Regions from separate parts of the Mus musculus genome. Here region 1 is linked to region 2. The links are chromatin loops, found by intact Hi-C in ENCODE. Cell type or tissue: heart. All regions are shown on one strand. Links, peaks and the distances in the headings refer to the core of each region. The heading gives the core; the rest is flanking DNA.

What was found. A loop is a pair of places that touch in the nucleus more often than their neighbours do. Peaks named below come from ENCODE experiments on the same cell type or tissue, not always from the same donor. Only the 100,000 strongest peaks of a DNase experiment are listed, where the experiment ranks them.
Region 1: a loop joins it to region 2, with 2.6 times the contacts of the local background. A loop is called at or near these places in 5 of 42 quality-filtered maps.

Annotation. Positions count from the first base shown.
Region 1 is chr16:29,874,521-29,890,165 of GRCm38, reverse strand. It overlaps Gm52263 (a long non-coding RNA gene), which reads right to left and starts at 1,500. Exons shown (of 2, transcript XR_003951965.1): 1 at 1,311-1,500; 2 at 196-918. In heart, for the core only: CTCF peaks have their summits at 3,013 and 3,213; DNase peaks (open chromatin) are centred at 3,245, 5,045, 7,445 and 8,465; H3K27ac peaks cover 4,855 bases.
Region 2 is chr16:30,050,466-30,066,110 of GRCm38, reverse strand. It overlaps Hes1 (hes family bHLH transcription factor 1), which reads right to left and starts at 754. Exons shown (of 4, transcript NM_008235.2): 1 at 413-754; 2 at 185-280. The coding sequence starts at 520. In heart, for the core only: no CTCF peak of the experiment used is centred there; DNase peaks (open chromatin) are centred at 3,620, 5,530, 6,590 and 8,950; H3K4me3 peaks cover 1,929 bases; H3K27ac peaks cover 4,833 bases; H3K27me3 peaks cover 466 bases.

The sequences.
Region 1 (15,645 bases), core at 2,521-10,520, 180 kb after region 2:
GACAGTTGCATCTGATGACTGTAAACTGTCCAGCTTCACACATTTTTGTTACACCTCGTTACTGTAACTAATCTCTCCCCAAGGAAACACCACTGAAGGAAAACACGCAAATCAACAAAGGCACATATAATGGTTTCAAATTTTCTTGTCCACCTGTTTTCTTTATAGTTTTTTTAAACACATAATTAATAATACTTTAAAAAATGGTATTGGTTTTATTTTAGAGTTCTTCCCTAAAGGACAGTTAAAGGTTTGTTTTGATGTTTGTTTGTCTTTCAAAGAACAGTGCCACTAAAGAAGTTCTTTGTCCCGTTGCTGAGCTGTTTTTTCACTTGAGGTAGATTTTCCTTTTTTAGCTGGTAATTATTTCAGGGCAGCTGTTCTGGTTTCCAAGTATATGAGCTGAAGGGTCCCTTGAAGAACTCTGAAGAAATCTGCTTCTTTATGGGGACTTGCCCAGCTTCTCCTTACCAGGAGTCTCAACAAGGAGCAACCCCTGCCCCCCATCACTCACTTCCCACAGATTAGCCGGGTTTAAGTCCCAGTCAGAGTCAGCAAGATGAGGCTGTCAGGAAGCCCACCCTGGCTGGGCTGAAGGCTTTGACCACGTAAACACAATCTGAAAGGGCCAGGGAGCTTGAAAGCAAAACTGTAAATGATCCCATGTGTGCTTCTTGGCTGATTACTCCTCTGGGGTGGACCAGAGACGAGGGACCAGCACAGAGGGTCTCCCTGTGCTTTGAACAAGATGCGGCTACAGTCTTGCATCTATGTTTGGGGGTGTTTTCCAAGTGAAAGTTCATTAGGGAGACAGGAAAGCACGTTCCACTAATATCCATCAAAGCAGGTCTTGAGTTTCAAAGCTCAGAAGAAACACAATAGTGTTGAAGTAAATGGTATGCGAAGGGTCTCCTGCCCCTAAAAAGCAAAGAGAAGCAGCGTTGTAATTTGGATTAATTTTTAAGCTAGCTTTTATTTGGGACAAATACATATGTCTCAGGAAAATGTGTGTGTCCTGGGCACTTCCGTCCATGGGTGGCTTGAACTAAACATTCTAGAATGTTCTGGTTCGTTGACTCATATTTCCTTCTGTTGGTACCAAACCCAAAGGGCTCAGAGTTTCCCACACTTGGTTCTTCTCCATCATGGTGATGGTTATCAATACTTATTGAATTAGGGAATAGTATCAGGGCCAGGTACACATTGGACCTGAGCACTGGGTAGGCTGGTGAATACACTGTAAACAGAGACATCTGAGGGATAGGGAGCCCTAGTGACTTTACAGAGGCCTGGGCTTTGGAGAAGCATACCTTTGTGCCTCTCCTCGAGCCTGGGAATGCACCAGATGCTGGTGAACATTAACCAGGCTGCTGACTGGAGGGATGGTCAGAACATCCTTTCCGAGGGCTGGTGGTGTCTTCAAACCCCACAGTTGGCTACTCAGGTTGCTCTGTAAAATAAGATATCATTTACTTAAGTGAGCATCTACACAGAAGAAATGTGCTCATGTATACACTTACAAATCGCAGTGCCTGGCACACAATAGGTGCTAACTAAATGGGAAGTTTTATTTCCTGTGGGAAAAGTGGGAATTGGGATACTAAGGTTTAGGGAACACCTACTCCATGGTACACATGCTACAATAATAGGCCCTTGGGGCCTGGATAGAGTGCTCTCTGTGACTTAAGACCACTCTGATACCTGGCAGCAGGAGCTGAGCATAGAAGAGACAAACACCTCTTGCTCTCCAGTGACCTCTTTATTTGTCCCAAACTAATTTCAATGCCATGACTGACAGTGACGCCAATGACGGTAATTTTCCATGTATGAAGAAGTCTCTGACTTTAAATTTTTCCCAGGCTTTGGATGTTACCAATGTGTACACCAGGTCTTGTGTAGCAGTTTCCTCAAGACCGAAATGCCCAATCCTGCAGAAAAGCTCATCGGGACAGGAAGTAAACAACTCAAAATAGCTTCAGGAAATCCCTGAAACTGAGTAGATTTACTAGGTACCCACCCCCCAAGAATTTATAAACAGTAAAGCCAAGGAACAGTCACCTTCAGACAAGCCAAAATGCAGAGAAGAGTCTTAAATAAGATACGCTGTAAACAAGAAACAGAAACCAGCCAAGTTATCTGGAAGAGGTTTACATAGACTGGACCACCTGGAAAGGACACTCTGACCTGTTGAGCTGCCTGCAGGCTGTGCAGGGTGCTCCACATTCCCAGCTCTGTAAGCTGCCACCAAGGCTGTGGTGAGCTTTGGTGATGCAGCTGACGTTGAATGATTCTTGGTCCTGTGAGTAACCCCTCACCCATATTCTTATATGTAACTCCAATGAAACTCCTGGCTCATTAAGTTGGACTTGGTGGTCTGTCATGGGCTTACTACCTAGGGTAAGTAGGCTGGTGTATGTGTGTGAGGAAAGTGGTGGTGGGGAGAAGTTGTGTGTGTGTGTGTGTGTGTGTGTGTGTGTGTGTGTGTGTGTGTGTATGTGTGTGTGTGTGTGAGAGAGAGAGGGGGGGGAGGTTTCCCCAGGAAAAGTCAGTTACACACCAGGTATAGGAAGGAGTCAGTGTCTCCCCAAGGTTCCTCTCTCAGACACTAACATTTTCTCACAACCCTTATCATTCAGAACTCAGTACCTCAAATCCTAGACAAACAATCCTGAATTGTCTTGTTGGGCAATTTAGGAAAATCAGGGATTGGTAGAAAATGTAAGTAGGTCCATGAGAGAAAAACCATCATTTATTGAGTTGTTCAACTGACATTTGGTAGATCCACACCTATGCGCCAACTATTATACTTGGTGCCCACATTGCAAAGATGAACGGAACCTGATCTTTCTTCTCAAAACTAGTAGCTTCTTCCAAATTTGAAAGCACTGAACAAATTATAATAGTAAGATTTAAAAATATTTCTGCATATGGGAAACTTTGGTTTTGTTTAAAAGCACAGTAGCAGACATGAATGGACATCTCACTCATAGAATTCTAAATGGCAGACACAGAAACTTGCCCAGGGCTTATAGGAGAACAGTCAGGCAGTTGAGATGTGCTTAGCTCTAGAGAGAGCTTTCCAGAGACACAGCTTGGGTACCTGCCAGAGGGTCCCAGCAAGCAGAAGACAGAAAGAGAGAAAAGTCCTATAGTGTGTGCAGGAAACTATGAAGAGCCTCCTATTGGTGATTCATAAATCCCGAAGCAGGAAATGAGCACAGAGATAAGAGAAAGCTGGAAACTTGGCTTGGGCTGCTCAGCTCGGAGGCAGCTCAACAGGACAGAGGATGTCCTTCCCAGTGGCTCAGCTGGTCTGAACCTCTTCTAGGCAGCTCCATCTACCCGGTTCAGCAAAGTGTCTACCTATACCAGTGAGCTTCCTCCAGTGGGCATGGGAGCCCCCGGAGAGTTTCAGTCAGAGAGATGGAGTGATCTGGTATGCACTTTTTGTTTGTTGAGACGGGGTCTCAATAAGTGACCCTGACTGAACATTCTAGAACCCACTGTGTACACCAGTCTGGTCTCAAAACTACTGTCATACTGAGCCTGCTATTAGAAGAATGGCTTTAAGTCCTAGCGCACCCTTATTGGGCTTGATTCCTGCTTTAGACTACAGTGTGGAGACTGGCTGAGGCGTTTGTTTTGAAAGTGTATCTTGACACTTTTTAGGTAAGAGGCAGATGAAGTTTTCAAGTAAGGAAAATTTTCTTACTTACATTATGGTCACACATGCACAGACAGCTCTCCAAAGGCTGTGGTAAAGAGCTACTAGGTACCAGGAGAAACTCATCTTTTTGTGTCATCACAAAGAACCAGGAGCCTGGCAGTGTTGGGGATTGAACCTGGGGCCTCAGTGCATGTCAAGCAAGCACACCATCACCCCCAGCTACACTCCTAGCCCTCCAGTCCCTTATCATCAGATTTGAGAGTCGGGTCTGTGGTACTTCCTGTGTCACACAGAAGCAGCTCACAGCTGGCTTTTTGTACTTTGGTTTGGGAAAAGTATGTAGGGAAGTAATTCAGCTTTGTCCCTTCTTCCTTTGATCCTTCCTTCCTTCCTTGCTTCCTTCCTTCCTTCCTTGCTTCCTTCCTTCCTTCCTCCTTCCTTCCTTCCTTGCTTCCTTCCTTCCTTCCTTGCTTCCTTCCTTCCTTGCTTCCTTCCTTCCTTCCTTGCTTCCTTCCTTCCTTGCTTGCTTGCTTCCTTCCCTCCCTCCCTCCCTCCCTCCCTCCCTCCTTTCTTTGTTTCTTTCTTCCTTCCTTTTCTTTTTTTTTTTTTTTTTTTTTTTTTTTTTTGTAAATAAGTTCCGTGTCTCTGCTTTGCCATGTTTTCTGTGATTGCTTTCCTGGAGCAGTCCAAGTGTGGGGTGTGAGCACCTTCTAGACCGGCTCATTTCTCAAGCCTTCAGCAGTTACTCACTCTTTCCCCCTGTATGTTCCAGAAGCAACTTCCAAGCAGCAAAACTGATGAGGAATTTTTAAATCTCCTCTCCAGGTCCCTAGACGGTCTGATGCATTTTTCTTACATCCTGATCTTTCCGAGAGGAGGCTACAGGGTGGCATCCTCTATTCCAGAACACTGGGTAACTCCAGGAAGAGGCAAGGAGGGCACTCTGAATGCTGGAGGGAGAGGGAAGCCTGTGAGCACCGTTCCCTGAGGTGTTGGGAGGAAGAAGGGCACTCAGTGGCTAATATACCATCTCCTTTCTACTCATGACAGGAATGAGGAGTTTCTCATTCCTGTGTCTGGCTCTGTACCCCTCATGGTAGCACGATGAATTGGGGTGTCATTGAGGCTGCTGAAGGCCCAAATTGGGTGTATGCAGCTGCCACATTTTCTACCAGTCAGGACTCTAAAGCAGCAGAGGGGAAGAGGTTTGGTTGGTGTGGTTGCTCTCTGTAACAGCCAGGGTGAAGGTGATAAGAGGGGTCACTTGGAAGGTAGCAAGCCATCAGCTGAGATGGGCCGAGGCAGTAGCTTTACTCAGAGGGTGAGTCCTTACCCATTTGAGACCCAAAGCAAATTCTCCAAGCCCTGTTGTATTTGGCTAACAGCAATCCCCAAACCACAGGCTCCAGGGCTACGAGCCAGCGTTCCAGAAGAAGCCACCCACGGAAGAAGAGAGATGGAAAGAGGAAGCCTGGCTCTGTGTGTTTGGAGACAATAGCTTTTAGAGATTCTTAATAAGGCCTCAAGCAAAATCTTGTCAACATTTATAGCTGCTGACCTGGGTGGGGGATTAACTGGTCTTCCTTCAAGTAAAATAATCAAAGAGTTATGGGTCCATCCTCTGTGTCCCAGAGCCTGGGGGACTTGCTCCGATGAGGAGCCTGGGCCTTGGGAAGCTCCTCTCTCTTATCCCTTCAAACTTCATTTCAAATAATTCTGTAAACTTTTAGAAATAGCTCCTCTGGGGGAGGGAGAGATGGCTCAGTCGATAAGAGCACCGCCTGTTCGACCAGAGGTCCCGAGTTCAATTCCCAGCAATCACATGGTGGCTTACAACCATCTGTAATGTGTTCTGATGACTTCTTCTGGCCTGCAGATGTACATGCAGATAGAGTGCTCATATTCATTAAATAAATAAATACATACATAACATAACATAACATAACATAACATAACATAACATAACATAGTTCCTCAGGAGTGGAGGAAAGGTTTGGCATCATCTATGAGGGGCTCGAGCAAGAAATCCAACCTCACTAGATAGGGTGCTGCGTGCCTTTAATCCCAGCACTCAGGAGGCAGAGGCAGCTGGACCTTTGAGTTAGAGGCCAGATTCCAAAACAGCCAGAGCTACAGAGAGACCCTGTTCGAAAAGCAAACAAAGAAACAACAACACATACAAAAGACAGGAACAAAGGAAGGAAGGAGGGAAGGAAGGAAGGAAGGAAGGAAGGAAGGAAGGAAGGAAGGAAGGAAGACAGAAAAAAGAAAAGAAAGCCTTAGCTTAGTCAAGATGGCTGGCTATGTGAGCCGTATAGACAAGCCACATAGACAAGCTCATGGAGATGGATGCCACAGCGAGAGAGAAACCATCAAGGCATCTCACGGGTCAGGTACCTTTGTAGTCTCTCAGGTTGAAAAGAGCCCTCAGTACCACCTATTTAAAGGAGAGGAATTTGCACTGAATTCTCAGTCTTCAGATCCTGCCGACTTTGAACCTACTTGTATCTGTGTGATCACACACACAAACATACCCACACAGAGATGCACACATGTGCGCACACACACACACACACACACACCACTACACTTCATTTGCCATAGTACACCCTCCCCCATAACCCTGTGCAGTCAGGAATTCAATTCAAAGCAAAAGGGATTCTTGAGGAGGGGGGAAAAAAAAAGGAATTCCATAGTGGTGAGGTTAGGGTTACAGCCCTTGAAGCCAGATGGTTTCCTGGAGACGTCAGGGGAGCTGGGTGAGGTGGCATGGGGGACACCATCCGGGAGCCCCAAGAGCTAAAGCTGGCACTTGCATGTGGCTGGCATCTGCTTAGTGCTGTGGATGGTACCTTCACAGCATCTCCATCTGCCTCCAGCATCCCCAGCCTGGGACCTAAGTTGCTGTATTCTATTCTCCACCCATTTCTGAAAACTGCCTGCTCGGGTGCTACTTCAAAGTCCCCTGGGAATGCCAAGTCGCCAATTAAGCCTCTTTGAGGCAGGTTCTCATTCCTTCCCCACTAATTGAAATGTTACTCCTTTTACTAAACCCATAAACCACCCAAACACAACGGCCTTCCTCATTTGCATTGTAACAATGTCCCTAATGTCCTTCCAAGAGCTTTACGTAGAGCCGAACCTTTTCTCTACCCCCCCCAACCCCCCAACGGTCAAAAGCAATTCCGAGGCAAAGGCCTTCATTTCCATCCCTATACAGCTGCTCATTAGCCAAGGTGGAATAAATTCCCTTTATTCTGGATTCATTTCCCAGGATGATAATGTCTTTTTTGTCTCAGGCCACTGTTCCCAAACTGGCCTTAATTGCTGATAGTAATTGAGTTAATGAGTATTTACAGCCGGTAAGGTTAAAAAAGGTCTCCTGTAGTTTTATTTGTGACATTTTATTTAACCTGCAATAAAATCATTAACAAGTTGTCCCCGTGTTAATTTTCTGGCCCTTCATCTTGTCTCTGTCTCTTGGGAAAGTAGGGTGAAGGTAGATGGCTCGGTCCTGGGGGTAGTTCTTAGGTTGCAGGGATGGGGAACCCAGCCTCATCCAGGTTTTCTTCTATTCAGAGAGGAGGGCCTCTCCCAGTGAAAGCAGATAGCCTGGGGCCACGATGCTCCACAGTCTCCCAGGCGCTTGGCCAAGTCACAGTCGGGGTGATGAAATCCCTTCAAAGCCACTGGGCTGGGCCAGGCTCAAGCTCCCTACCAGCAGCGCCAGCCTAAAGTGGCCCACAGGTCGGGCACAGAGCCGAGGTGTCAGGCAGTGTGAAGAGTCTGTGCATCGGTGCCTGCCAGAGAGAAGATCTGAGATGGGGCTGGAGGAGGCACCCATGCTTGTGGGCAATGCTAGGGCAAGCCAGGGGCTTTCCACACTTCACACTGGGAGGCCTGAGACTTGTCTGTGGGAGTCAGTCACTCCTAACCTTCATGTCTGCTTCCTTGCAAGCCACAGTGGGAGAGGTGGAGGCCCCTTTTCACAGTGGGGTTCTGGTTTCTTTGTTACTTCTTTAGAGTGAAGCTGGCTTCCAGGAAAAAAAAAAAGAACCTCAGAGGCCACTCCCAGATAACAGCAACTCCTTTTCTTCCTTGTGTGCTCTGCGTGGGGGGCTACTGGTGGCGTCTCCTTCAGAGGTGTCCAGAAACAGTGTTTGGGGGAATGATGAATCACACTGTAGCGGAAGTATCCAGCAGTTCCCTAGCATACACAATGGCTTTGGTTTCCTGGACATACAACTAGACTGTCTAGGCCTTCTTCAAGTTAGATGTCACCAGGTGACAGCAGAAAAAAAAAAGGTGTGCATAGGAGGAGATCCAACAACTTGCAGCCCAAAGTTAAAAGCAGCAGGGTCCAGCCAGCTGAAAATTGTCACACAAGGAGTTGAGACAGTCCCACCCTTCCTGTATGTACACATTAAAAAAAAAAAAAACTGGAATTTTTTAAATTTATTTTTTATTTTATGTGCATTGGTGTTTTACCTACATGTATGTCAGCGTGAGAGGTTGGGTCACCTGGACCTGGAGTTAACAGTTGTCCGCTGCAATGTGGTTGCTGGGAATTGAATCCCCTGTCCTCTGGAAGAGCAGCCAGTGCTCTTAACCACCGAGCCATCTCGCCAACCCTTCTGTGGAATTTAAACCACTCTACGCTCTGGGAACTATCGGTGGCAGGAGCCTACTCTACATTCCAACAAGTACAGTGTGCCCTGCGCTGTGCCTGGGAATGGTCGTCTTGCTTGGGATTCTCACCCTCTGAGACCTTTCCCATGTGGCTCTGATCCGGGCCCCTTTGCAAAGCCTTCCCGTGGGCAGAGGAAGCAGAAAGCTGACCCGACTCAGTCATTACCCTGGCATCCTACCAATGCCACTTTTGCCTGCCTGTAGGCAGATTAAAGCATCTGGCCAAGGCGTAACGTTTAGAAATTCAGTTCTCGGGCCACTCCCCAGACTCACTTCATCAATGACATTTCTGAAGTCAGGCTCCCTGCATGAACAGACTGGAGAAGACTAAACTGATTTCTGGAACAGTTCAGCCTGTCAGGAGTTGGGGATAGGAAGGGGGGTAGGAGTCATTCAAAATCCACTTGTCCCTTCATCTTGTGATGGACAGACAGACAGAGACCCAGAGCCAGGAAAGGGCAGAATCAGCCTGAGGGCCCCTGGCTTGAGCCTGGTGCTCCTTAACTGAAGACAGAAACAAGGTACGTGCCATGTGCTGTCATCAACTGTCCCTTTGCAACTGCTGATACCTGCTTAACATTCTTCATGCTCTGTAAATCATCCGAACATACTTGTCTCTGAGCCTGATGTTCCGGTCTTCACAGCCGGTACCACAGCACTGTCTCCTCTGGGCACATTTCAAGTACAGCTCCTGTGGTTTCTGTAAAGTCAAGGTTGAGCATATTGGGCAGGTCGGCTTTTCTCGGGTGGTTGTTTTCCATGCCCACCTGGAATCAGGGGCTGCTGAGAAAACCTTCTTCAAGGCACGGGGGAGGGGCTGCTTATGGTAGGAAGTGTGGCAGCTGTAGACTGCTAGACTGTCAATTAGTGTCTTTGGTCTGACAACAGTGAAAGAATTCATCCCATTTTATAGAGGAGGCAACTGAGGCTCAGATAACTTTGCCGAGTTACTCAGGTCTCTGCTAGGACCTTTTTGACTTCCAGCTCTGAGCTCTTCAGTCTACCGGTCAGTGGGCAGGTTGCCCTCTTCTAACCCAACTACATTGTCTCTTCATGTCTATGAAGGTCCTGGCTTATTTTCTAGAGCCAATTTTCCAGAGTTCAGAGGTACACTGGCCAACACAAAATAAAATAAAAACAAACAAACGAAAAAACATATTCCATGGGTGGCTCTGGCTCCCCATAGCCAATTATATTCTTTATTGTTGTTCGTTTTGTTTTGTTTTGTTTTGTTTTGTTTTGTTTTGTTTTGTTTTGTTTTGAGACAGTGTTCCTGTGTATCCTTGACTGTCTTGGATCTCACTTTGCAGACCTGGCTGGTCTTGAACTAATTCGCAGAGATCCACCTGCCTCTGTGTCCTCAGAGCAGGGATAAAAGGCATGTGCCACCATCACCTGGTGCCAGTGATATTCTTAATTGTTGCAGTGACTTCAAAACTCATGCCTTTTGCCCTCATTACTTCCTCTCCAGGAACTTCTGGGGAATCAGAGTCTTGGAGGTTTGGCTAAGAGGCCATAAAGTGTGTGATGGTTTTGCTTTGTTTCCCCCGTTGACACAAGCTAGAGTCATCTAGGAAGAGGGAACTTCAGTAGAGAAAATTTCCCCCCATCAGATTGCCTGGAAGCAAGTCTGTGGGTCATTTCCTTGATTAATGGTTCACAAGGAAGGACCCTGCCCACTGTGGGCAGTGTAACCCCGGGACAGGCAGTCCTGGGTTATATAAGAAAGCAGGTTGAACAAGGCAAGAGGAACAAACTAGTAAGCGGCACCCCTCCATGGCTTATCCTGCCTCCAGGTTCCTGCCTTGAGTTTCTGTCCTGACTTCCCTTCATGATGTATGCTAAGAAGAAATAACCCCTTTCCGCCACAAGTTGCTTTGCGCTGTGGTGTTTTATTCCAGCAAGGGAAAGCCACTGGGACAAAGTCTAAGCCTGAGTTTACTCCCAGCCTCATAAGCTCTTGGTGTGTCTGTGGCAGGCGCCAAGTGTCAGTAAAATGTGCTTGGTGAGAGAATGTGGAAGACAGGACCTGGGTTAGCTCGTCTCCATTAAGAAACAGAGGCAATGAGCGTTTTCTTCAAATCCCATGGCTGGAAACATGCAGAAGGAAACCACACAGCTCCTTTGGGAAGGGGATGTTGAAGATGGATTGTCAGCTTAAGAGGATCTGGAACAATCCAGGAGTGAAGCCTTGGGGCATGTCTGTGGGGAAGATTTCTAGATGGCATCAATATCTTTGTTGCTTTCCTTATTGCTGGTCTGAAATGCTCTTAAAGAGCAACTTCAGGGACCGAGGATTCATTCTGGCACATAGTTCAGGAGCAGTCGTGGGGAGGCCAAGACAGCAGAAGCTTCATGCAGCTGATCCCATCGCAGGCACACACACAGTCAAAGCAGAAAGGAATGCATGCATGCTGCTATTTAATTCTCTCAATTTATACAGTCCTGGATTCCAACAGGGAATGGTTCTGACCACAGTGACTGGGTTATCCCACCTCCATTCACGGAACCGTAATCAAGGCAATCCCCTCCAGCTATGACCAGAGCCAGTCTTCAGGGTGATAAAACTGACAACTCACACTAACCTTCACTGTGGACTAGGAGAGGAAGACCCACCTAAATTCGGGTAACACTGCGTCATGTGCTGGGGGCTCAGACTGAATAAAGAGAAAAAGAAAGCAGAATGATAATTGGTCTCCCTGTGCTTCCCGGCTACAGATGCATCGTGGTCAGGGCCTCATTCTTCTGCTGCCATGATGTCCCAGCTTTGGTGGCTGTACCATGGAGCTGGAGCTGTGAGCCAAATACACCTTTCCTTTCTATGTTGCCTTGGTTAGACCCTTTGTCATGGCAATGGGAAAAGTCACTGCAGGATGTACATCACATGCCTACCCTCTTAAATACAGGTGTGTGTGTGTGTGTGTGTGTGTGTGTGTGTGTGTGTATGTTCCTCTCTGCACCTTCTGAATCCATCTCTTCTCTGCCAGCAATTTTTTTTTTATTGTATGGAATAAAAAAAGATTTTTTTTGTTTGTGTGGATAACCTTCCCCCTTCCACGGATGGGGTCGCAGTCACTCAAACACTGGGGATGGAGAGTGAAAGGGTTGAGAGGTTAGATCTGAGGGTGCCAATAGCACCCATGCTTTGTATGTGATCGATTAGTTTAATGAAGGAGATTTGCTTCATGAATACATACTTTAACAGTCACCACGCATGGCTCACTGGAGGATCTCTGTGAGTTCAAGGCCAGCCTGGTTTACATAGTGAGTTCCAGGACCACATAGAGAGACCCTGTCTCAAAGACATAAATCCATCATGTGCATTTTCCATTTGATATATTTTTGGACTTTTTTTTTAAAAACGAAAGAGAGAAAAAAAGAAAGAAAGAAAGGAAGGAAGGAAGAGAGAAAGAAAGAAAGAAAGAAAGAAAGAAAGAAAGAAAGAAAGGAAGGAAGGAAGAAAGGAAGGAAGAAAGAACGAAAGAACGAAAGAACGAAAGAACGGAAGAAAGGAAGGAAGGAAGGAAGAAAGGAAGAAGGGAAGAAAGGAAGAAAGGAAGAAAGGAAGAAAGGAAGAAAGAAAGAAAGAAAGAAAGGAAGAAAGGAAGAAAGGAAGAAAGGAAGAAAGGAAGAAAGGAAGAAAGGAAGAAAGGAAGAAAGGAAGAAAGAACGAAAGAACGAAAGAACGAAAGAACGAAAGAACGAAAGAAAGAAAGAAAGAAAGAAAGAAAGGAGAAAAAAAAACCAGAATCTCGCAGTGTCAGAGACCTGACAAACTCTTTCAGTCTTAGGCAGTCCCAGGAGAAAAGTCATTGCATTTCAATGGCTGGGTCCCTGGGGCTAGAGCACAGGATCTCAGGCTTGCTCTGAGAGCACTGGAACAACAGCTGTACCTCCAGCCCTGTGTCAAAACATCACAGCTGTCATGGCGAACACATCTCTGCTCACAACAGTGAGCTGTCTAGGACTTGCTTTGTAAGCGGTAGAAGCAGAGACAGAGGTAAACAGAAACTCAGATGTGCTTAAGTCAAAACCTAATTCCTTTCTGAACCATTTTTTTTTTCTTCTGTGAGTACATAAACGTGGTGTCCTGGTTAGTTTTTGTCAGCTTGACACTGTTGAAAGGAATCTCAATTGAGAAAACATCTCCATCCAATCATCCAATTGATGGATGATTGACGTGGGCGGGTCCAGCTCACTGTGGGTGGTGCTACCCTGGGCAGGTGGGGCTGGGCTGGATAAGGATGCAGGATGAGCAAGCCACAAGGAGCAAGCCAGTAAGCAATGCTGCTCTGTGCCCTCTGCATCAGCTCCTGCCTCCAGCTCCCTGCCTTGAGTTCATGCCCTGACTCTCCTCAGTTACCGACAGTAAAGCTCTGAAGTGAAGGAAGCAAACCCTTTCCCTTCCAAGTTGCTTCCTGTCATGCTGATTCATCACATCGATAAAAGACAAACTAAGACACATAATGATCAAGAACAGCTTTTCTAATTTAATTTAAGGCTTAAGAACAGTTACTCTAAAAGTAAAGGCATATCATCTGACGAGTCTCTCTCTCTCTCTTTGTGTGTGTGTTTGTGTGTGTGAGTCTGTGTGCATGCATGCTCACACATGTGCATGCATGTCTGTATGTGAAGGTTAGAAGAACTGTCTTCCTCAATTATTTTTCTTCCTCCTCCTCCACCGTTCTCTTCCTTTTTCTCCTCCCCCTCCCCCTCCCCCTCCCCCTCCCTCTCCCTCTCCCTCTCCCTCTCCCTCTCCTTCTCCTTCTCCTTCTCCTTCTCCTTCTCCTTCTCCTTCTCCTTCTCCTCCTTCTCCTTCTCCTTCTCCTTCTCCTTCTCCTTCTCCTTCTTCTCCTTCTCCTTCTCTTTTGAGTGAAGGTCTCACTAGAGCTCACAGAGATCCATCCGCTCTCAGTCCATGGATCCAGACCCCTCTGTCATTTTCTGTATCCTCCTTTGATAGGGAATCAGAGAACTCAGAACTGCAGGTCTGTATTTGGCCATCAGCACATCTCTAGCTCCAAGGGTGGGGCAGACTCTCTTCTTTGGGGGACTAGAGCTGGAGTGAGCACGGTTTCAGGTCAGGCCTTCTCACAACGGCTGAGTAAAGACCCTAAGGCACACCAGAGTGCCAGAGTCTCGCCCCTCAGTGTTCCCTCCAAAGAGAACAGGAGATAAGCACCCTTGTAAGACAGTTGGTTTCATTTGGTGGATGGGAATTCAATGGCTCCCGGGCTCCATTCTACTCATCCTGGCTCCGGCTTAAGTTTTAAAACTAATTCTCTCAGCATTAATCTGAAAGGATTCTTCAAACAAAGGCTCAACATCTGAGTCTATTTACCCAGTGTGCAGCTGTGTCAATTGGCCAAGACAAAGCCGGGCTTCCTGGCCAGCCCACAATGGGCGGCAGGTAGTTCTCTGAAGAGAGGCGCTCCGAGGCAGGGGCCTCTCACCAGGCCACCACCCTCCTTCCAATGAGGAAGAGCAGAAGCCCCGGGGTCAAGAGAAAAGGAGGGTGTCCCGCCCCCACCTCCCCCACACAAGTGGAGACTGAAAGATATGATCTGTAAGCCCATCAATTAGGGCTATTAAAAAGGTAATTAGCCCTCTTCCATGGAAACCAAGGACAGAGATGTGAAAAGAGGGGGAATTCATTTCCCTGTGGTTACATTTTAGTGTGACTGGTACCTTTAGTGATGAAGGAGGTGCTATTGTTGAGACTGTCACTTGACCATCTTGAGGAGGGGACATCAATTCTGTTACAGGGATATCTGATGGTAAAAATGGGAATTATTTGTTCTTTAAAGAAACATGTAATTTTTTTTTTCTGCTGTCCACTCCTAGGTACAAATTAAATGGCCAGGTCTGGAAGGCTGGGGGCGGGGGGGGGGGGTGTGAGAGGGCTTCCCTTTCTAGGTTCCTCTCTGTGGCAGAAGGTAAAATATGAACATATCGGCAATGCGCCAGCCATATGTCCTGGGCTCCGTGTGTGTGAAATTCATAAGTGGTGTTTCCATTCCCTCTCTGTTCAAGTGTTTATTTTGACAATAAAAGGCCAAAAGGGAGCTAAAGGACTGAGAAAAAAATATTTTTCATGATGAGAGTTGAAGTTCTCTATTGGCATGAAACTCAAGCACAGAATGCATTTATGCCACACTGGCCCAGCTCACCATGAATACACAAACTGATGTTTACATAGCCCAAGTCTGTGTGTGTGTGTGTGTGTGTGTGTGTGTGTGTGTGTGTGTGCTTGCAAATAAAGAATAATTTAACCATTTTCTTTTTTCCTACCATCTAATGTCTTCTTCTCTATTCTTACATCTTCCCCCTGCCCCCACTAAGAGGTTCGTATAGCAAGCTGTGCAGGTTACAAGTTGCCACTGGGTGTGTGATTTATATCCACTAACCCACACAACAAAGGTGCAGAGTGTCTAGTGATCTCTGAAGCCTCCTGCCGCATCCACTGCAGGCAACCATGACTCTTATTTCTATAGAGTAATTGAGCTTGCTCTAGAATTTTATATAAGTGAAGGTGTGAATCCTTCTATAGCTGACACTTTCTTGCTTAAAATACCTTTATTTTATTTTATTTTATTTTATTTTATTTTAGCTGAGATCCACGTGGATGCTGAGTGTATTAGTGGTCTATAGTCTTTTGTTGACAAACAGTATTTGACTGTGGGACAAGCCCATAATATATCCATTCTTGTGTTGATTGGCATTTGAGTTCTTGTCAGTCTTGGGCTACCGTGAATAGAGCTGATATAAACATTCTTGAATAAGATTTTGGTGGTCATATGTTTTCAGTTTCCACGGGCAGTTTACCTAGGAGAGAAATTCCTTTCTCATAGGTTGGGTAAACCTTTTATTTTTGAAAGACAGGGTTTGAGAGATGGCTCAGCAGCTAAGAGCCCTCACAGCTCTTACAGAGGATTAGTGTTTGGTTCCTAGCTCCAGGTGGCTCACAACCTCTTTTCAGTCCACTTCTAGGAGTAATCTGATGCCCTCCCTGGCCATCGTAGATACTGCACTTGCATACACATACCCATACACAGATCACCACACATACATAAATTTAAAAAAAAAAAAAAGAAAAGAAATGTAAGAGTTGTCTAAAGTGATTTTACCACCTTATCCCTTCAACAGCAATATGAAGCATGGTACAGTATTTCTGCCTCCTAAGTTGAGCTTGGTCTTGTGGCATCCATAGCTCTTTGAGAAGGTGTGTCCTGTGGCTCTACCTTGCTCTTCTTAATGATTTTGGACCCCTCCCTCATTCTCGTAGCCGC
Region 2 (15,645 bases), core at 3,196-11,195:
GAGTTCTGAAGGTCCCCGCCCGCATGTCCCACATCCCAGGGCCCGGCGGCCTCTCTCCCGCCAGTGGGAACGTAGTGCTGGCGGGGTAAGATCCACATGCAGCAGGCTAAGAGCTTAGTTCTTTGTGCCTGGGAAATGCCATTCCATTCGTAATTAAAAATAAAAAAAAGCATTGCTCACTTACATCTTTCTTAAGTGCATCCAAAATCAGTGTTTTCAGTTGGCTTAGACTTTCATTTATTCTTGCCCTTCGCCTCTTCTCCATGATAGGCTTTGATGACTGCAAAGGGGGAGAAAAGAGGTCCTGAGTTCCCACGGGATCTGCCATTTCACCCCGAGGTTTTAAGAGAAAAGTAAAAGGAGTCCCGCTGTGCACAACCCACTTAATTTCTAGACGCAGGTACTGTCTTACCTTTCTGTGCTCAGAGGCCGTCTTTGGTTTGTCCGGTGTCGTGTTGACACTGGCTGGGGTAGCAGCCACCGGGGAGGAGGAATTTTTCTCCATTATATCAGCTGGCATTTTCGTTTTTTTTTTTTTTTTCTTCTCAGTCCCCAGAGAATTTTATTTTTGGAATCCTTCACGCAAAAAAAAAATAATTTTTTTTTGCTTACGTCCTTTTACTTGACTTTCATAAGAAAAACTACTGAGCAGTTGAAGGTTTATTATGTCTTAGGGCTACTTAGTGATCGGTAGCACTATTCCAGGACCAAGGAGAGAGGTAGACAGGGGATTCCGCTGTTATCAGCACCAGCTCCAGATCCTGTGTGATCCGCAGGCCCTGGCGGCCTCTATATATATCTGGGACTGCACGCGAACGGCTCGTGTGAAACTTCCCAAACTTTCTTTCCCACAGTAACTTTCAGCCAATGGGAGGAAGAGACACGCGGCACCGCTCGTGGACTGCGCCCCCCCATTGGCCGCTAGGCACAAGGTCTGGCGGCCAATGGCGCGCGCCTGAGCCCGGGGCACCGGAGGCTACAACGTCAATCAAAAGGATTTTAACCCTTTGCTAACTCTTTCCTCTGGGCTTTGCTTAGTTTTAGTCTAGTCTATTTCTTTTGTGGCCAGGCCTTTGGTTTTTATTGTTCTTGCTGCATGCAATATAACTACTTTGTATAATAAGTTCATTTGAAAAATATTTTGAACAGATATAGGCCAAGACAAAATTTAGTGATTGAAAAAAGGAGGGAACAAGGTAAAGAGGATGTGTTACTCTAATGTCTTCCGGAATTCCCGCTCGAACTCTGTATGTTTAGGGGAGTCAAAACTGCTCATGAGGTTGGGGAGATACTAAACCCCACACGCTAAACATGCCCTTACCGTCCCCCCAAATGCCTTCACAGCCAGGGTTTTCGGAGCAAGGTGTCTTTTGGATGCTTGTCTCCCTCTAGCCCATTCATTCCTCTCTTGGAATTGCAACCTTGGACCTCACGCTTCTCCAGAAAACAATCAGAATAATTTCCTACTGGGCAGAAAGGAAATGGAATTTCAAACGAAAAAAAAAATGAACAAGGGGGGCTTTGATAGCAATGCGACAGGAGGGGCGCGCTCGTTCCTCCGCCACTCTCTCTACCTTTCTCCCCGCAGGCTCCCAGTTGGCAATACGGATAGACGGCGGGCAAGGGAGTCGGGGCTCTCCCCTCCTCACCCCGCGGGCGGCCAAGGCGGCCTCGGCGCCCCGCGCGCGAGCCCTTTAAGAGCTCCACCAGCCGAGCTGCAGTTTGACATCAGCCGGCCGGCGAGGGCGCGCCTGGAGTCGGAGCACGTGCCAGGATGTTTTATTGCCGCCGCGGCTGCGGCCGGGGCCCAGAGGATGTGTGTGTGTGCGTGCGTGTGTGAGTGTGTGTGCGCGCGCCCCGGGGGCAGGGAGGCGGGGGCCGGCGGCGGCCGGCCGGGAGGGAGCGGGGGCCGCCTCTGGTCCCCGGGAGAAGCCAAGAAGGTAAATAGCAGCTGCTGTGCTCGAGCCTGGGAAAACCCCGCCCCCTGCGCCTGGCCAGGGCTCATTGGCGCGCGCTGCGTGTGGGGTGTGTGCGTGCGTCCGTGTGTCCGGGGCCCCCTCCTCCGGCCCGGGCGAGCCAGGAATCCGCGGGGGCGGCGGCCCGAAAGCTGAGCCCCCGCGCTGGCCTCCCTTCCCCCGCCCCGGCCAAGGTCAATCCTTCCGGGCAGGGAGCGCACGCCCAAGGGTGGCGATCGGGGAATTCGTGGGCCCCCTTCCCCGTCCCCACCCCCCATCGCCACCCCCCACCCCCAGCCCGCCGGGACTCCGGGCTTGGGGATCTGAGCGTGGCCGAAACCACCCGGGTGACTGCGGCGGGGGAGGGGTCCGGGCGCCCGCCGCGGTCACGAGATGCCTGACCGCACTTAGGAAGCGGCCGGGTCAGCCTCCTGCCTCCGCTCGGCGGCTTGCGGTTCCAGCGGCTTCGCTGCCGCCCGCCCCTTCCCCGGGTCCCTCGCTGCGTCCAGGAGGCTGCCGGCGGACGGCTGGGAAGAGACGGGCGGCTGCGTGCTGCCGGCTGGCCGGGGCTGCGCGCCGGGAGTCGCCGCCGCCGCCGGGTGCCACGTGGCGGGCGCCGGGCCGGGAGCGCCAGGGCTCTGGCGGCGGCCTCCCTGGGGGATTTGCCGCGCGGCGCGGGCGGTGCGCACTGCCCGGGCGGCTGCCTGCCTCCCTCCTGCCTGCCCTGGCCTCCACCCGGGTGCCCCAGACCCCTCAGTTTTCCCGCCGCCGTGAACTCGGGGCAGCTCGGGATCCCAGCGCGTTGTTTGATCCCCGCCCCCAGTCTTTCCCGCGTCCGGGAGGCCTGGCACACAAGGCGCACCGGCTCGTCCCTTCGTCCCCTCCCCCAACCTCCCACTGAGATCATGTGAAAGATTTCTCCAGCTCTGGTCCCGGACGAGGTGGTGCTTCCTTGACTGCATGACCTTGGGCAAGCCCCCCCCACCCCCCTTTGTGATGGAACGCCAGACACTGTTAAACCCTGGGATTACCACGATGAGAGATAGAGTGGCCGCTCCCACGGAGTATTTATTCTCCAACCTACTGCAGGGGCGCACAGAACCGGGCTTTCTGGACAATGCTTGGGGATTCTGTTTTTCCCTTTGGGGGCTTAGATCGTGTTGCGGGGGGTTGAATCCGGAGGGGTGCCTTTAGGTCATGAAGCCTTCATCGGGTGTAGTTCATTAACAGTGCCTTTAGAAAGCTCGTTGCCAGGTATCTGTGTGGTATGGCTGCCATCTATAGATTCCCCACAAGATTCCCCTGGGAGTGCCTTTAAAAGAGGCAGTAGACAGAAGTAAAAGGATGTAGAGAATCCAGAACAATTAGTCATACGTTAAGCTTCTAGTAGGGCTACTGGTGGAGAGGATCTGTATTCTGTACCTCAGAAAAATATGGCTGAGGTGTTGGAAATATGCTGAGTCATGGGGATGGAGAGGAAGGGAGCTACCGATGGCGTTTAAGGCACAGAACCTGATGTCCTCAGTTATAGAACACTCACAGCGGGTGTAAATGGACATGTAAGAAATTTGAGATCACCACACACAAGACCCTTGGGCATCCTGCTTTATGAAGGACTCTGAACCTTCCCTTAAGACAATGAAGAGCCACAAAGGAGGTTCGCAGTGGAGAAAAGACATCAGGGCTCTCCTTAGGTGACCCTGAGGAAAGTGTCAAGAGCGGACTGCAGGGCTTGGAGACACAGGCCATCTAAGGGAATCAGACTAGTAGAGAGGGCTCCTAAGTGGCACAGGTAGGCTGACATGCTACCTACTTGGTTCAGGTTACCTGACCACTAACCACACACTCCACTGACTTGAGTTAGAAACTTGTTTGCCCTGGGCGAGCTGTTGTCTATTATTTCACAGGCTTCTAACCATTTTTATCTTCTAAGCCTCTCTTCTACCCGCCAGGACAGCCCTCCCCAGAGTTTGCAGATAAACCTTTACCTCAGTGTTTGACTTGCCTTTTGGGGAGAGAGGGAGAGAGAGGGAGAGGGAGAGAGAGAGAGAGAGAATATATATATGCTGCAGAGTGGGCCGGTCCCTATCTTGTTTGAAGAAATGATAAACAATGCCTTCTTTGTTACCCTGCAACCTGGACCAATGAGTTTGGGCACTCCTTTCATGTCCTAAACAGATGGGAAAGTAGTGGCTGCTGAAAGAAAATCGGTTGCTTTTTAAACAGTGGGGTTTTCCTGTATGTTTGAAAATCCTTTAGGTGAAAGGTGGGGTTACCTTCTTTTCAACCCCAATAACCTTCTTAGGCTTCTTTGAAAGCTATTTAAAAAACAAAACAAAACAAAACAAAAACCCTCAACAACAACATTCTCCCAGTGGGTGGGGTGGGGGCGTTTACCCCCTCTCCAGGTTCCCTCCAAGACCCTTCTTAGGCAATAAGGTCTGTTATGACTTTGACTGCTGTCTGCTCTTAAGCCCTCATGCCCCAACCTAGGATACCATCGTCCCTTCTAACGTTTCTCTAGTCTGATTCTATTGCCTCTTGGGCTTTGGTTCCTGGCAAACCAAGAAAGTGTGTGGAGGATGAATAAGTCACATAGGGTCTCCCAGTGCAGCCTCATGCTGTCCCATGGGTCAGGGAGTTAACCACAACTCCTTAACTGTCACTTTAGAACATTTACCCGCTAGAGTGAGCAACTGACTTCACATACACAGTTCTAAGTAGAGGGACAGCAGACCCATGTGATCAAACATTATGTATATGTTTGTGCCTCTGCACTGCCCTCTTGAAATAGTGTTAAGAAGCCATGGAGGTCCTGAGTCTTGACTCTGCTAAGTATTCAAGAACAAGGTCGCTTTGCAGACAGACCCCATAGATGAGGTTTTAGTCTCTTACTCTGGACAGAGAAGGTTTGTCAAATTGGTGCTGTCCACCCACCAACGCCAACGAGGGCAGTGAACTCAATATCCAGAAAGGCTTTTTCGACTTGAAAAGTTCCAAGGAATGTTTTTCAGTCATATCTTCCCCTACTCCCAAAGCAGGAGGAAGACGGAGTCCTGTGCCTCAGTGGGGATGTTTTGAGTGGAGGTCTTTTGGCTCCCATTATGGTGTCAATAAAACAGAATCTTAAACACTGCTTTGTGCCCAGTAATCAGTTGTAACGGGGGCTTCTCCCTGCCTGTCCCCAGTGTAACCCACCACCCGTGAGGGTCTGACTTCTCTGTCTTGCTTTATCACCTGTTGGCTTTTAAAGCATAAAACAAGTATCTGTAGCCTGGGAGAGACTCCCCTTTCCCCACTCGGTTTTTGGGACTGTTTTGTGGGTTTGGTTTAGAGCTAGGGAGGGGTGGTGGTGGTGGTATTTTGCCCGAGGACTCAAAGCTTTTTTTTCTTTCTCCCTCGCATGACTGACTTTCTCACACTCGGATTCCCTGCAGCCTGCCAGAGATGGAGGTTGCTGCCTTGCCAAGAGCTCTCCTGGTAGGGCTATTGAAAGAGCTCAGAGTAAGCACACACTGGGCGGGGTGGATCGCTCACCTCCCCTCCTACCTGCCCCGCACCTGTACTGGGAGCAGCCCTACACATATCACCTGATCACAGCCCTTTCAGACACCGTGAGAAAAATAAAGCCTAGGAGAGAAGAGACGTGTTTGCCTTTCCCCTGGGGTGGCAGCCAGCTAGCTCCTTGCAGCTGGGAGTGTCCAGAAACACATTTGACATTCCAGGCATCCTGTACTTGCATGTTTGTCTGTGGGTGCCTCCTGGCGAGACCGGGGGCAAGAAGGAAGCTGGAGATCATTTTCCTGTGGCCTCTTTTTTAGCCTGATCTCAGGCAGGCATTTAGATGGCATCTGGCATCAGTATCCTTTACTGAAATCATCATCACCATCGTCATCATGATGTCTTCTTAGATAAGAGTCTTTGAGCTCATCACAGAATCCCCAAAGAGAACTTCTCATAACCCTCAAAATGAATTCGAAATTGTTCCTCTATATGTCTTTATGTCCCCTTTGTGTCTATCTAATAAATATGTCTCAAACGAACAAGTGCCTCACCTTCTTACCCAAGGATGACCCCCAGATTTTGGGGTCAGAAAGGTTTAGGCAATCTGTGCCTCCTAGTGGGCACCCTAACCTCCAGAGAGGGAAGGGCTAGCTGGAGGAAATACAGCAATGTAAGCCTTGAGGCAAGGGGTGAGTTGTGGGGGGTGGAGGAGGCATAGCCCAGGCTTACCCACTTCGGTAGTACTGTGGCCCTCAGGTTGTTTTAGGGTGGGATTTACAGAGTTCCGGTCACCAGCCAGGGCCTGTATTTTAAAGTAGAGATATTAATAATGAGTCTTAATTTCTGCAACCCCAGAAACCTAAGCTGATCCCTGGCCAGCATTTAGATGGAGAAAGGAGAGAGATGTCTACTGGGAAAAGCAGGTTCGGGAATGCTTGGAACAAGAGTTTGGTTGCCATGCAGAGGCACTGGAAACAACTGCGAGACTGCATTCCATCTTTGATAAAAATAAGTCGCCACTTCTGAACAAAAAAAAAAAAAAAGGCTTGATTCCTGGCCAAGCCCAGACGGTGCTAAGAGAAGTCGGGAGGGGGTGGAAAACAGAGGCTTTCAACATTGGCTAATAGCCTGTAATGCTCCCCCGCCCCCTAACACTCACTGGAGCCAGCGAGACCAAGGGAATGTGCACTTCCCTAATGGGCTCTGGAGGAGGGTGGCTGCCAAGAAGACCTTCCTCAGCAGGGTGGGGGTGGGGTGCCCACGGTCTGCTCAACTCTCCCACTTGGCTGAGGCATGGGGGACTCAGGAGGCCCTAACTGTGCTCATAGCCAATAGCCTAACCCTCAGTGAGACTTCTGTGAGGTAAGCCTGAAGGCTCAGAGGTGGGGAAGGCATTTCCAGGCACCATGGGATGCTACCTCAGGACTGAGGGCAAGAAAGGTTCCAGCTGGGTTAATGACTGAGGCATGTGAGGACAGGCTCAAGGGCTCTGGGAAGGTTAGGAATGTGGGGGTGAAGCTAGGGCCCTCAAAACCCACGACCTGAAATTATGTGGCTTGCAGATAAGCCACTCAAATGGTGACATCAGACCCGAAGTCTCTCTAAAAATCAAAACCAAAATAAATATAACTGCCCAGAAAAATCAATTGAGTAAAATTCAAGAATGGATATGATATGCGCTGGGCCTGGTGATGCTGGTCTATAAATCCCTCTGAGGCTGGAAGATTACAAGGTCAAGACCCACCCGAGTTAAAGAGTTCAAGACCAGCCTTGGTAACTTAGATCGTGTCTCAGAAAGTCGAGGGCTGGGGATACAGCTTAGTCTTAGGAGGCCCTGTCTAGCATATATGAGACCTTACATACCACTCCCAGTACCTCAGCAGGGTGTGTGTGTGTGTGTGTGTGTGTGTGTGTGTGTATGTGTGTGTGTGTAATGGGTGAATACATACAACATATTTTCAATCTCCTCTGCTCCGCTCCATCCTCCAGTTTATCTCAGATTATAGGAAGCCACAGGCTCCAGGCACCACGGAAAGAGATTCTTCGTTCATGTAACAAGTGAGGAAACAGGCCAGGAGGAAATGGCTTGTACAAGTCCGTGGTTGCCTCTCTAGAGAAGGAGTAGCCAATCCTGGACCAGCCTCAGGCTCTCCACCTTTCGATCTAGAAACTCGCCCTACCCTCTCTATAGGAGAAGAACACTTTGGGTCACTGCATTACCCGGTATTTCAGCTGAGGAGGAAGAGGCCCTGCTGCGGTGCACCTTGGGTAATCTGAAGCATGGAGCTTTTAACAGACATCCCTGAGTTTTCTGGACTGTCTTGCCCAGGTTTGCTTATCATCCTGTCTTCTCTGTGAGGGAAGGAATCTTGACTCCTCAGTTCCAGGAGACAGAAAGGAGCCACAAGTACAGGCAGCCTGGCCCCTCCCAGCCATCCAAGCTAAGCCAAGCCACTTGGCCTTCTCTCTTAGGGTTAATCTTTATGCACTAAAACAATGGCTCCCAACCTGTGGGTAGAGACTGCTCTAGGGGGTCAGTCAACCCTTTCATGGGGTTGCATATCAGATACCCTACATATTTACATGATGACTCATAACTAGCAAAATTACAGTTATGAAGTAGCAATGAAATAATTTTATGGTTAGGAGTGACCTCAACACAAGGATCTGTATTAAAGGGTCACAGCGTTGTAAGGTTGAGAACCATTGCTGGGACAGGAAGATGGGGAGAGAGAATAGTTCTGTCCCTGGAATTTGAATCTTCAGATGCTAAGTTTTTCTCTCAGAAACATGACTTTAGGGGAGAGAACACACAGAGAGAGAGACCTTGCTTGAGCTTTGGGCTAATACCACATTTATCCAAGGGATGGGTAAGACAAATAATGATTTCCCAAGTTGCTGAGAGATGATGCTTGTGTGTGAACTATATATTTTCCTTTGGGATGCTGAACTTAGAGAACAGTTCAGGAAGAGAGTCCAGGGAGATGGCACAACTGTCTGCTATAGTCTCCCTCGGAAGATCTTAGAACGTGACATCGGCTTTCCCACTGAGGTTCCTTGAAAGAATTCTAGAACTTGTTCCCTTTCTCAGTGGTTAGTCATCTGCCCTGTGTGGTCTGTAGCACTGTAGTCATAGATCAAATCTCACAGAATGGAAGTGGGTTTTCATGGCGCCAGGGAATGGGGTGGAGAGACTGCATCCTGCTCTGGGGTCCGCATGGGGGGAAGAGGTTCCCGAGAGGTCACGGGATGGTTCAGGACAAAGGGAGACTCAGGACCAAACTTTAATCTCTGTCATCCCTTCAACTTCTGTGGGTGTGGTGGAGACTATTTTGGGTCCCCTTGGGGTTGCTCAGTATGTGGACATTGTGTGGAGTATGAACTGAGTTTTTCCTTTTGTGGGACTGAACTGCAACAGGGCCAATCTTGGCTGCTATCCTAGAAGGCCCATGGAAAATGAGCTCTCTGGAAACATGCTGGCGCATGCCAAGCTGGCCTGACCTCACAGGAGAGGCCTCTTGATCAAGTATGTTGTTAGCTCCTGGAGGAGGTTGCCAGGCACTGTGTGACTTGCACAAATATCCAGCTGGGCCTTAATCTCAGCAGGCTCCCACAGTCACTTAGGAACCAAGTACCCAAGTTCAAGTACTGTCCTGCATGATCTATACCCTCCTCAGTTACTCTCAAAGGCCTGCTGCTGGGGACAGCCAGCGACTTGGTTTCTGGACTGGTCTGTTGCCTTGGTGGAAGGCTCCTAGTCAGTTTGCCTTGTTTCTAATGAATGCTGTTGACTGTGAATAGAGTGAAGGTTAGATTTTTCCATTTCTGGTTAGTTGATTAATTCTGCACAACAAACTTTTTGAGCACCTAGTATGCGGGAGTCAGAGTTATGTATCTATTCGACAGTTACTTCCATATCTTCCCACTATACAAATGTTATTCATCTGTTTGGAATGGTGACATTCCAAGTTCATAGTTCAGAAATGCCACCCGACACACACACACTTCCTCTATTTTATTATTATTGAATGTTCATTTCATTATTTATTTACTTAATTATTATTTGTGTGTGTGTGTGTGTGTGTGTGTGTGTGTGTGTGTGTATGGTGCCAAGAATTGGAACCAGGTGCTCCCTAGGCAAGCAGTGTACAGTTAAGCTATATATGCTAAGCTGCATCTCACACTCCCAATTTCCCTTGATTCTCTAGTAAATGAGCTATTTGGGAAATAACCTCCTGCAGAGTAGACACTCTGATATCTGGATCATAAACACAGGAATCAGCTTCGATTTAAGGAGATCAGTTGTATGGGCAGTTAAGGGATCCTCAGGCCACACTTACTTTCCAAACTTTTAACTGCTTAGTCAGAGGGGTGGGTTTACCTTTGACCACGCCCAGTGATCACCTGTGGGCAGCCAGCACCCTCCTGGATACTCGTTTCCTGAGGAATCTGTGTCTGTCCGTGTTTTCCCAGGCCTATCTTTATTGATGGTTATTAAACACACACCAGCACACAGCAATGTGCAGGTACAAAGCAATTCCCAGGGTAAGGTACGTGGGAAGGAGCGAGATACTGCACTCTCAAACAATTCTCCTGTAATCGCAGCCTGCCATATCTTTGTAAAGTTAATAAGTAAGATTTAAGCAGGCAGGTCCCATCATGGCAACGCAGATAGAAAGGGTAAAAGTGCCAGTGGGTAGGCCAGGCATCCTCCTGGAAGACTGGCAGAGAAAACGAGAAGGGCAGCTGGGACAGGTGACCCCAGTGGGCCCTCACCCAGGCCATGCACAAGGGCAGCAGATGCCTGGGAGCTGAGACCCTACTTCTTGCGTCCCCTACCGTCCTGCTTCTCTTTTCCTGCCAGCTCCTCGTGGGAGATTCTGTGCAGTCAAGAAGTAGATAGTAATCCTATCCCGACACACTGGGTGAAGTGTGACTGGGGCACACAGAACACCTGTTTTTATAGAGCAGCCCAACACACCTGTGGTTTTATGGTGCCGAGTGATAAAGGAGGCTGTAAAGTCACAGGGGCAATGTCCTGCTATTTAAATAGAGCCTTCCTCTGGGAGTGGCGAGTGATCTCCAGCTGAGGTTTGATTGGCCCGATGATTACTCGCATTAGGAATGTTGGGCATAGACTGTGTATGTGCTCAGGAAAATCGGGCGAGCAGAGTACCTGCAAGGCTGACTTCCTTAGGAGACAGGCTGCCTGAGTTCAAGTTGGAACTTAGGTGATTTCTAGCTGTGTGACATAGTAATTCATAGTAATTCAATTTTCTTACACACACAAACACAAATAGAAAACATACAACTGTATATAATATATAAATATATATTTCTATATAAATATATAAAATATATTTTATAATATACTATATATTGTATATTCAAACATATATTTATCTATATAATATCTTATCTATTTATTTATGTAATATACTAACATATACTAATATATAATAATGATATATTATATGTAATTCATAGTATACATAATATATACTTGTATGTAATATAGGTATTATAGATATATGTATGTATTATGTATTAGCATATTTTAACATATGTAATATATGCATATATATATGTATATATAATACTTAAAATAACTTGCAAATATAATGTACATGTTTAGATGCTTTCATTTTTCCTATATGTGTATTTCTGATAACTAAAGTACTTCCATTCATCTAAAAACATTCACAGAATGTTAATATTGTCAAAGAAATAGATGGAGAAGCACTATAATGAGTTGGTCCATGCCCATATTTGATAGAACAGAAGCTTCAACCTGGTTAAATGAATCACAGCTCTGCAGCCAGGAGAAAGCTTTAAAGATGATCTGCCTCTGCTGTTTTTCCAGGGAGGAGGGTTGGCTAGCGCTTATTTGCTGGCAGATAGGGTGCAGAGCTTGGTGTGGCCTTGACTTCTTTGCAGTGAGCCTGGGCTCACAGAGAGGAACCGTATGCATGGTGCTAAGAGCGTCTGAAAGACTGTGGGCCAGGGTATGGGGTGTCCTTCTCCCACCTTGCCCAGCTCAAGGGACGGGGGACCCAGGACTCCAGAAAGATGCTCAAGCAAAGAAACAAAGCCCCAGACTTACTTAGGAAAGTAAGATTGGTGGATAAGATAAATATCCAAGACCTTTCTGGCTGGCTCCTTGTCTGTGTGGGTGGTCTCAGCTGGGGCACACCGGGGACAAGAGGCAGCGCTGTTCTTAGTAGTCAGCAAGACCAGCATAACCTGGGACTCATGACTGTACTAGATCGCTTGTTCACCTGCTCATTCAGCCATCTCCAGGCCTTCTGAAGGGAAGTGAGACACGATTCATGCTTGGCACCTGTGGGTGATGGATGGAGGTGATGCCCTCCATCCACTGCCCCTTGAGGAATGAGCTTCAGTTTGTTCGTTATTGTTGTTCATTGTTGCTGTTGTTGTTGTGATAGGGTTACATGAAGCCCAAACTGGCCTTGGGCTCCAAATCCTTCCACCTTCTACTCTTTAAGTGGTGGGATTATAGACATGTGACCCCATGTCAAGCTCGAGCCCCAGCTTTTGGCCAAGAAGCTTTAATTTAGCACACATAGGACACCATAGAAGGAGAGAGGGGCTCACTGATAACTGTGCATTCGGCATCATCCGCTGGAATTGGCTTTATCTTTGATAGAGCTGGTGTGCTTGGGACGTCCCTGTCACCATTGGTCACTTTGCTCCCTGGTGTGGCTACAGCGCAGCAATCCCACCTCAGGCACTTGTATCTGCCAGCCCTGGCTGAGAAGGTCCATTTTTCTTTAAGTGTGTGAATATTAAGAAGGCAGGTGTTCCATGAAATTCTTAGGCCATCATTATTCAATAGCTGGCAGAGGCCCCAAGGAGGGAGCCCTCTCCCACCTGAGTATCTGCCCTGTGAGCCTTGAACCTGACAAGTCTCGAATAGTTACGAAAGTGCAGTTATTTTCTGAACAGGTCAAAGACAAACTTTATGCTTTGTTAACTTGAGGTGGGGGCAGGGAGACAGAGAGGGGGAAGGGAGGGGAGAGAGAGAGAGAGAAAGACACACACACACACACACACAGAGAGAGAGAGAGAGAGAGAGAGAGAGAGAGAGAGAGAGAGAGAGAAAGAGAGGTGGAAAAATGGCTCCCTTGATTGTGTATTCATCTATGTGCCTATTTAATGATTAATACTAGCTCCTGGGCCATTGTTTGATGTGGCCTCTGCTGGTTTGAACAGGCGGATACTGATTCACTCTTCAGGCATTTAGGAATCACAGGTGTTTACCCTGAGACAATAAACGAAGGGGGGAGATACAATAACACCCAAACATGCCAAGTGCTTTGACCGGAAACGGAGGAATAACACCCTCTTAGGAACCCAAACCCATGTGGGTCCCGCTGTTTCCTAACTCAGAGCAGTACTGTGAGGAACGCCCCAGACGGGGGCTTGAGTGTTGCTGACGTTCTCTATTGCTTGTGGACAGATCTGAGGCAGTCTTCACCAGTTCTCATGGCTTGTACAGTCATCGCAACTTGCCACTCGTCTGCAAGAGATGCTAGTCCTTTTCTTGTCTCTGTGTGTTTTGTGTGCGCATGTGTTCGTGTGCATGTAGAGGCCAAAGGTCAAGGTTGGGTGATCGTTCTCTAGAGCTTTCAGCTGTATTTTTTTTTTTAGACGGGTTCTCTCACTAAACCTGGAGCATGACAATTCAGCTAGACTGGGTCACTAGTGAGCCTCTGGGAGCCTTCTGTCTCTGCCTCCCAGTGCTGGGATTAGAGGTATGTACAGGCTTTTGACACGGGTGATGGGGACCCCGACTCAGGCCCGAACGCTTGTATAGCAGACACTTTGCACACTGGAGCCACCTCTCTAGGCTACTTGAGAATCTCGTGTCTTTATTCTAGGGAGGCTCCGGGGGCGGGGGTGGGGGTGGGGGTAGGGAATTAGTGTAGCACTGTGGAAGACCGCCTGAAGGAGGGGCCAGCAAAGGACACTTGCTCTGAGAGAGCCTGCAGGATGACAGAGTCATGACATTAAAGGATTACAAGAACCACACAGAGAAATCAGGTGGGAGAGGCTGCAGACTCAAACTGTATGCTCTGGCCTCATAGAGAAGGCGTTCCCTAAAACACCCAGGGAACAGCTCTCTATCTAGACTGAGCAGGTGCAGAGGCAGGACTTTGCCTGCAAGCTCTAAAACCCTCAGGAGGCCCTAGTGAACTAGCAGGGAGGGAGCGAGAACAGGGAGTTACAGTGGCCCAGTGCTGGACCACCCAACTACACCTCAGCCCCACTGCTTCCTCAGACATGTTTGGTTTTTGTTGTTTTTGTTGTTGTTGTTGTTGTGTGCTGGGGATAGAACTCAGAACCTTTGGCTTGCTAAGCAGATACTCTACCACTCATAGCCTGTTTTGGCTTTTTTTTTAAAAATGTGTATCAGCCTGCTTCAGTTCATCACCATCATCAGCATCAGCATCCGCATCATCATCATCATCATCATCATCACCATCAGCAGCAGCAGCAGCAGCATTTTCCATGTATGGGTGTTTGTCTGAATGTGTGTCTGTGTACCACATGGGTGCATGGTGTCCTTAAATCTCCTGGGACTGAAGTTACAGACTGTTGTGAACTGGCACGAGGGTGTTAGACTTGAACTCAGGTCCACACTGGAAGAGCAGCCACTGCTCTTAGCCACTGAGCCATCTCTCCAACCGGGTTCAGCCTTTGAAAAGAGTCTCTTTGGTTGCTCTGAGGTAGACAGAGATGAAGGCAAGAATGCCATCGTGGCATTGATGGGGGGGAGGTATAGATGGCTTGGAGCAGCATGGTAGCCAGAAAGGGACTGGACTGGTATGTACCAGGAAAGTAAGCTGACCATTGCTGGAAGGTGTCCTAGGCGGCTAGAGATGAGGCCTCTGTCCTCCCTCACCACTCTCTGTTGTCCATCACTGGAGCCTTCCACAGTCTACACATTTTGCTTTATACTTCACGCAGATTCATGGTTCCTTTAATATAAAAACTCCTATCTCTGCCTCTCCCTCTGCCCAACCCTTTAAGTAAAATGCAATTTCCCCGTTCCCTTTGGCTATGACCCTTTGTACCCTGGACAGGGGCAGGTGGGGGAGGAGACACCGTGTTTTACTGGGACGAACTGTCAGATGGTTTCATTGCAAATGAACGCAATGAAAATTTTAAATTTTTAGAAGTTTTCAATAAACCAAAACGTATATCCTGGAAAGTGGGCCCTTAGTCTGCAACCTCTGAGTCCTAGCTCCCGTATGCCTACCCAGGGATTGTCAGTGAGCTGCTCTGAAGGTCACAATCAGCACAGCCAGCTGTGGGGTGTCCTTTCTATTGCTGCCCTTGGCTCTGACCATGTAGAGGTGCCACACTTGAGTGGAACTGGAATAGTGGCTGTCACCCTGCTTGGTTGGCTTGGGTCTGTACCCTGAAGGGGAACTTGTTGAGACTCCCCAAGTTGGCTGTTGTCACTCCCTCAAAATCAACCGAGCAGGAGAAAAAAAAACATATCCCAGCATGCCTTGGGAGGGGAGGCAGGTGGGAAAGCAGGTGTGAGGAGGCCAGCACTGAGGAAGATGTGAGGGCAGCTGTGTCATGCCTCCTGCTCCTCTCGCACCTGACAGCCTTCAGCTGCTCACCTGGAAGGCAGCACTCCCTGCCACCTTTCCCGTGGGAATTCAGTGCAGCGCTGCAACCCCTGACCTCTGGGCTGTTGCCAGCAGCTCTCCAGCCTTTCTCCCGTGCCATCACAGCGACATGATGTCATTTTTATTGAGGCAAGATTAGATTTAGAAAAAAAATTTTTTTCAGAAGCATATTTCACATGATATCTGGACCTTGCTTGAAGAATTGTCGATTTCAATTGACTTCAGCTTTTCCCACCAAAAGAATATACACATACCACACATACACACACATACAAACACACAGAGAGAGAGAGACAGAGAGACAGAGAGACAGAGAGAATGAATGAAAATATTCTTTTTGTCTCTTGAAGTGGTCACCCACATCACCTCTCCCTTGGTGTCACTCCTGTGACCACGAAGACATCAGGGAGCTGAGCACCTGTGCAGTGACACATGATGGCCAATAGACCCAAGACCCAAGAGTTCTTGTGCTATAACCAGAGAGGGACTCAGCCTGAGGCCAGTCACAGTGGTCCTCAGAG